Linked DNA regions of Homo sapiens: region 1 is linked to region 2. Evidence: chromatin contacts called from ENCODE Hi-C or POLR2A ChIA-PET data. All regions are on one chromosome and are shown on one strand. The core of a region is the stretch at or near the end of the contact, and the rest is flanking DNA. Distances in the headings are between cores, read along the strand shown.

Region 1 (2,754 bases), core at 247-2,746, 33 kb after region 2:
AGAATCTCACAGTGGAACGGACCAGAGAGAGGAAAAAATAATCTTTTTGAAAATGTACAAAAGGAAATGTCAAGAGGCCTAGGTTCCCTCTCATGACAGAAACAGACGTCAGCAGAGCAGGTCGCTCAGCCCAGTTCAGCTCTGTGTATGAAACAGAGATTCTAGCCCTTGTCCCTGTTTCAAGCTCTGTGTATGAAACAGAGATTCTAGCCCTTGTCCCTGTTTCAAGCTCTGTGTATGAAACAGAGATTCTAGCCCTTGTCCCTGTTTCAAGTTCTGTGTATGAAACGGAGATTCTAGCCCTTGTCCCTGTTTCAAGCTCTGTGTATGAAACAGAGATTCTAGCCCTTGTCCCTGTTTCAAGCTCTGTGTATGAAACAGAGATCCTAGCCCTTGTCCCTGTTTCAAGTTCTGTGTATGAAACGGAGATTCTAGCCCTTGTCCCTGTTTCAAGCTCTGTGTATGAAATGGAGATTCCAGCCCTTGTCCCTGTTTCAAGCTCTGTGTATGAAACAGATTCTAGCCCTTGTCCCTGTTTCAAGCTCTGTGTATGAAACAGATTCTAGCTCTTGTCCCTGTTTCATGATGTTGCAGTGAAGGAAACGAAACAGACAAAGGGCACAGACTGGAGAAAAGGATTTTAAAAGGATGACTTTTAAAATGTGCACCTGCTTTTCAAGGGCACAATGAGGACTTTTTCAAGCATATTAAAGCTGATTTATAAGAGATGGGTATAAAGACTCTACAAGGTCATTAGACTTTAGGCTTACAAAGAAAACAAATAACATTCTCCTAGCATCAAGAGTCAGGTGTTCCACAAATACTAAGAATAGCCACCGCAACGGGATCCACTATGAGGTGTCAAAACATAACCCATGAAGCGTGGCCGAGAGCTCCTATAACCTGATTTCTAGGAATCTAATTTTAAACATCCTCACAGCTAGCACATCACAAAAATACAGAGCTCCAAATGCCGTAACACAAGTGCTAACAACACCTAGCCAAAAATATACGAGGCATTTCAGGCAAAAATCCCAGAATCAGAAGAACACAAGTTTTGTAAGTCCTTCAAAAGCTGGTGCTGGTTGAGGCTTTTCTGCAGACTTCAACAAAAGACACACTAGAATTAGCCATTGACAGTAACCCTGAGTCAACACGCACAGTGTTGGGAAAAGCACAAGGCCTGCTCCAGGCTTGAGGCCCCTGGGATCTTTCTCTGGACCGCACCGAGTGGATGACTTTGAGAACTCAGAATAACCAACAACCAGTCCCTGAACAGAGAGAGAAGACTGCAGCCTCCCTGGGGACCTGGCTCCATGCCTGCCCCCTTTCTTCCGTGTACCTTTGCCCTTCCTGGCTCCCTCCTCCACCTGGAGACGCTCTGGGTTGAGGCCCCTCCTCAGCTGTGTCTTGGTCCACGGCTGGCTACCCGTGTGAGGCTCCAGGCCTCGAAGGACCATCTCCACCTGCTCCCTGCGCTTCTCACCAGCTTCCGCCGTGACCCCCAGGCTCTGGCTGCTCCCAGGAATCAGGGCCACCAGGCTCCCCTCGCTGCCTCCAGCTGGAGTCCCACCCCCTGGTTTTCAGCAACACTTGGGACTTTGTCCTGGAAACTCTCGGCTCTGGGCTTTAGGGAACTGCACCGTGCAGCTCTTCTCTGGACTCTAAGCAGGGCCTTTTCTGGGTCTTCCGACCCTTCCTCCATTTCCAAATGTGGGCTTTCCTTTGGCCTCCTCTCTCCCGACATGCACACCTCACACTCTGGCTCCTTGACCTGCACTTCTATGTAGGAGGCTCCCAAATCCACCCTGGTCCGGATTTTCCCCAAGCCTCCTTCCATATTTCCAAACTCGCAGCTTGCGGTGGTGTCTCTAAGTATCTCTGAATCAGGTCCACACTTGCTTCTCCTCCTGATTTCCAGCAAAGCACAACGCCGACCTCAGGGTGTAGACTCACAGCTTCATCTGCCTTCCTGCACTCCCTCTTCCCCTCCTGACCCAGGCACTGAATCGCTCAGCTCACTGGCTGCCTTCTCTCCTCCTCTCGCCATGGCGAGTGCCCCGCAGGAGCCTGGCCTGTCCCCCGTGGCTCCACAGCATACCGCACATCAAAGGCACGATTCTCTCCGAAGCCCTCAGTGGCTTCCTAGTATCTGACAGGTAAGGACTTCCACATTCTGACCCCAATCTAACTTTCTGCCCTCAGATAGGCACATGCATATTTTATCTATACACAAAGAGTACAGGCCTCACACCTGCTCTCATTCCTGGGTTCCTAGCTCCTCCTGAAGGTACTGTATGAGGTACCTATGCACTTTCCAAACGCTAAGTGAATACGCACTTGGAGAACACTTGCTTGATAATTTTGTGGCATTGCCAGATAACGCGGACAAAGTGAGAACTACGCAGGTGTATGGATGCTGCCTTGCCCAGACCTCACTCACCCAGACACTCCTGGATGTTCAAGGTGACCAGCCCTATTGGCGCACAGGCAGGCACAGGCTGCACCCCCACAGCTGGGCCCCGCGAGCTGAACGCTAATCATGAAGCAGCTGTGTTTGCTCCTAAATCTGTTTATGCCAGTGTACTTGTTACACATTACTTAAACCAATAAAATATGACTCCAAAGAGAGAGTAATTGATTGGATAAAAACTAAGATGGATGCCTTTCAAAGACTTGATATGGGGGAATTTTTTTTTCTTTTTCATCTTTTTAAAATTGTTATCAAATTAGGTATGGGCAGAAAATATATAC
Region 2 (2,911 bases), core at 149-2,648:
CCCAGGCCTGCCCCACACACCAGGACTCTGCCTTGTGGCCCTCAGGCCCCCGAAGCTGCTTTCCCTCCAGGCGTCATGCCCCGGGCAAGAAGGCCGGACAAGGGCCCAGGGCTGCTGTGGGTCGGGAAACCCTCCCGACACCTCCCTCTCCAAAACCCCCCATCAGCATCCCAGCATCTGGACCTGTGTCACCAGCCGCTCTGCCGTACAAGAGAACTGGATTTTCAGCTGGGTTCGCTGCTTCCCTAAACAAAGTAGGGTTTTGTTACTGAGGAAAAAGGAAAAAGCGGGCATCTTCTTGGCAACCTCGCGACATCCAGCCGCCGGTTCTCACCACACCAGAGATGTCCACCCAGGGCAGACAGTGTCTTCAACCGAGCGCCACTGACCCAGAAGTGCAGTAATTAGTACACTTTCACCAGAGTCACCCACTCCTTCACCTTTACACCCAAGAATAACATGTTTGCCAGGCAAATTAGATGTCCGGGAGGTGTAAGGGAAACCCCAAGCCTGCTTTAAGCCTCAGACTTTTGAGATCGTTGAGGGCCGTGCACGCAAGAGCGAGGCTGCGCCCAAAAGCTCTGCTCCTGCCAGACGTCACAAACAGACCGCACGGCTCAGCCACGTGGACGCTTACAGGACTTCACGAGAGGCACCACCGTGGTACACGTGAAGACGTGCACTTCATTCAGCCTCGAACAGACCACGCCCTCATTACGGGGTTGGTGACCCACCTCCCACCATCAGTCCCCCACCTCACCCAGGGTCTGTGTCTGCATCTGTAACGACTTTGCTGTTTTACCGGGGTACTAAAATGCAGCATCGGAATGTTTAAAGGTCTTTAAATATCAACACTCTGGGTCCAGTTTTCGGCACTTTAATGCGGACACTCGATGCAGGCCTCACTCACCACTCTGAGGTAGCTCATACCTTTCCTACCTAACCAAGCAAGAAACTGAGGCACAGAACGTGGCAGGAAAATATGCAGCTTCTAAGTAGCAGATTAGGATTCAAACCAGTGCTCTTCGTCACATTGCTGACCTACCTCTCAGGCTGAGATAACGTCCAAAATTAACCAGGTAGAACAGTGTTCCATAAATCAGCCAGAAATGGTCCTTGTGGATGGGCCTGTGGTTATTCCCTGAAGAACGAGACCATTGGCCCAAAAATCCACCTGTGTCACATTCAAATGTTTACATATCCAATTACTTAAAAAATACCCCAATCAAGCATGTTTACAGCCATTTACAGCCATATAGATTATCTGCTTTGGTGACAATCAACCCAAGACCTCTGTTGGCAACGGGCATCATGCCAGGTCCAGAGAGGGTGGGACAGAGACACAAACAGGAAACGCTCTGTCCCTGGGAGCCTCGCTCTGATGGGCCTGCGGGGACATGGCACAGACCATGCGGCACAGGCGGAAGGCGGGGACACGGCACAGACCGTGGGGCACAGGCGGACGGAGGGCCAGGAGAAGGGGCTGTGCTGCCAGCAGGCAGTGCTTTGAGCTCTAATGGATGAACATTGCTAACCAGCGAAGGTGGAGAGAGGGCACCCGTCTGAGAAGATGAAGAGGCAGCAAAGCACAGCTGGCCTCGGGGAACCGGAAGCCACAGGGACATCAGGCTGTGTGCTGCTGTCTGTCGGCCACCAGCTGGGGGACTATCCTGGACCTGGAAGGGCATCCCTGACACTCCCCACCAGATGCCAGGGGCACCCCCAGCCCCAGGTGAGAACCACGGATCCCATGGCGAATGAGGTCAGCCTGTGGGAAGTGGGGCTGGGACTGCTCTGCACAGCTTAATAGGAAAGTTGGGTTCTATTTGGTGGGGTTTTGGTCATGCCAATGGCTGGTCAGGGCTGTCCGTGAGGAACTGATTTGAGGACAAGTTAGAGAAGGGGCTGCCGAGGCCAGTGGGGCACTCGCTGTCTGGGTCTAAGAAAAAGAAAATAAAGGCTGGTGATGTGACAGTTGGTGGGAGCACAGACGGAAGGAACTGGCGGTGGAGACACACGGTTGGCCCTGCACAGGGCTACGGTAGCTACCTGGGGGTCATCCTATTAATTCTCCTCATGGTCCCAAGAGGCGGCTGTGAGGATCCCTCTCCTGAGGACAAAACTGCTCCAGAGCCACACAGAACCAAGATCCGGGCCAACTCCAAAGCGGGCGATCTTGACCCCTCACCCGTGGTCCTGAGGCAGGGATCGGAGCCCCCTGGACACACAGACACTCCCAGGAACTGCAGGAATGGGAAGTAGATACCCCAGACCAGCGGCAGGACCCAGGGTTTCTGCCCCTCAGGGCACACTGGGACCAGCCACTGCATAGGTGGACACATGGTGCTTTAACCCACACTGGGGGAAGGAAGCCCTCACTCTCAGAGTGGAGACCACAGCCTCCAGCAGGCCCAGCCTCACTGCTTTAACCCGTACTGGGGGAAGGAAGCTCAAGCTGTCAGGGTGGAGACCGCAGCTTCAATCAGGCCCGGCCTCACTGCTTTAACCCGCGCTGGGGGAAGGAAGCCCTCGCTCTCAGGGTGGAGACCGCAGCCTTGATCAGGCCCAGCCTCACTGCTGGGCACAGCCTGAGGATCGCCATACATGATGCTGAGGTGTCCCAACGTTGGGGTGCCCAGAGCCACTCAGCCGAGAATGTGGTGCTTTCTGTAACTGCCCTCATTTCTTTACAGTATAGATCTGGACTCCATCCTTTGCAATGTGTGGGGTTCTAGGAAGAGGCCAGCCAGCCGTGGAAGTGTCCTGGGCTCTGTCCCGGAGACGACGAACTTGGCTCCCCACGAGGGCGGCCTATTCCCCACAGTGTCCCCCGGGGGCCACACCTGCACCCACCTTGCTGAAGATAATTCGCTTTCTCATCCGTGAAAGAATAAAGTCGGATTAACTCATC

Evidence for each region. A loop is a pair of places that touch in the nucleus more often than their neighbours do. ChIA-PET counts read pairs that join two places held with the same protein, here RNA polymerase II (POLR2A). Pooled maps may share reads with other maps.
Region 1: a loop to region 2 is called in a map of dorsolateral prefrontal cortex, with 3 times the contacts of the local background. The contact joins the enhancer-like site here to the promoter of DIP2C-AS2 in region 2. A Hi-C loop is called at or near these places in 12 of 168 maps with a recorded cell type or tissue (Right ventricle myocardium inferior, astrocyte of the cerebellum, dorsolateral prefrontal cortex and 7 more) and 8 of 50 pooled maps. POLR2A ChIA-PET finds 5 or more read pairs at or near these places in 3 of 52 experiments (AG04450, HepG2 and activated T-cell).

What each region holds. Positions count from the first base shown.
Region 1 is chr10:659,960-662,713 of GRCh38, forward strand. The region is part of intron 1 of DIP2C (disco interacting protein 2 homolog C); the gene reads right to left. DIP2C-AS1 (DIP2C antisense RNA 1) reads left to right here. Exons shown (of 4, transcript NR_187391.1): 3 at 2,067-2,159. Among named protein-coding and RNA genes, the nearest start is that of DIP2C-AS1, 11 kb to the left of the region's middle. Within about 2 kb of position 1,497, at least 11 of the 41 ENCODE cell types and tissues checked have a DNase peak (open chromatin) inside an H3K27ac peak, as active enhancers do; they include gastrocnemius medialis, heart left ventricle and heart right ventricle, where a contact is called at or near this core.
Region 2 is chr10:627,166-630,076 of GRCh38, forward strand. DIP2C-AS2 (DIP2C antisense RNA 2) reads left to right here and starts at 1,399. Exons shown (of 2, transcript NR_147612.1): 1 at 1,399-1,732; 2 at 2,694-2,911. The region is part of intron 1 of DIP2C (disco interacting protein 2 homolog C); the gene reads right to left. It overlaps LOC124902361, which reads right to left. Exons shown (of 1, transcript XM_047426106.1): 1 at 1-2,911. RefSeq lists an enhancer at 1,974-2,911.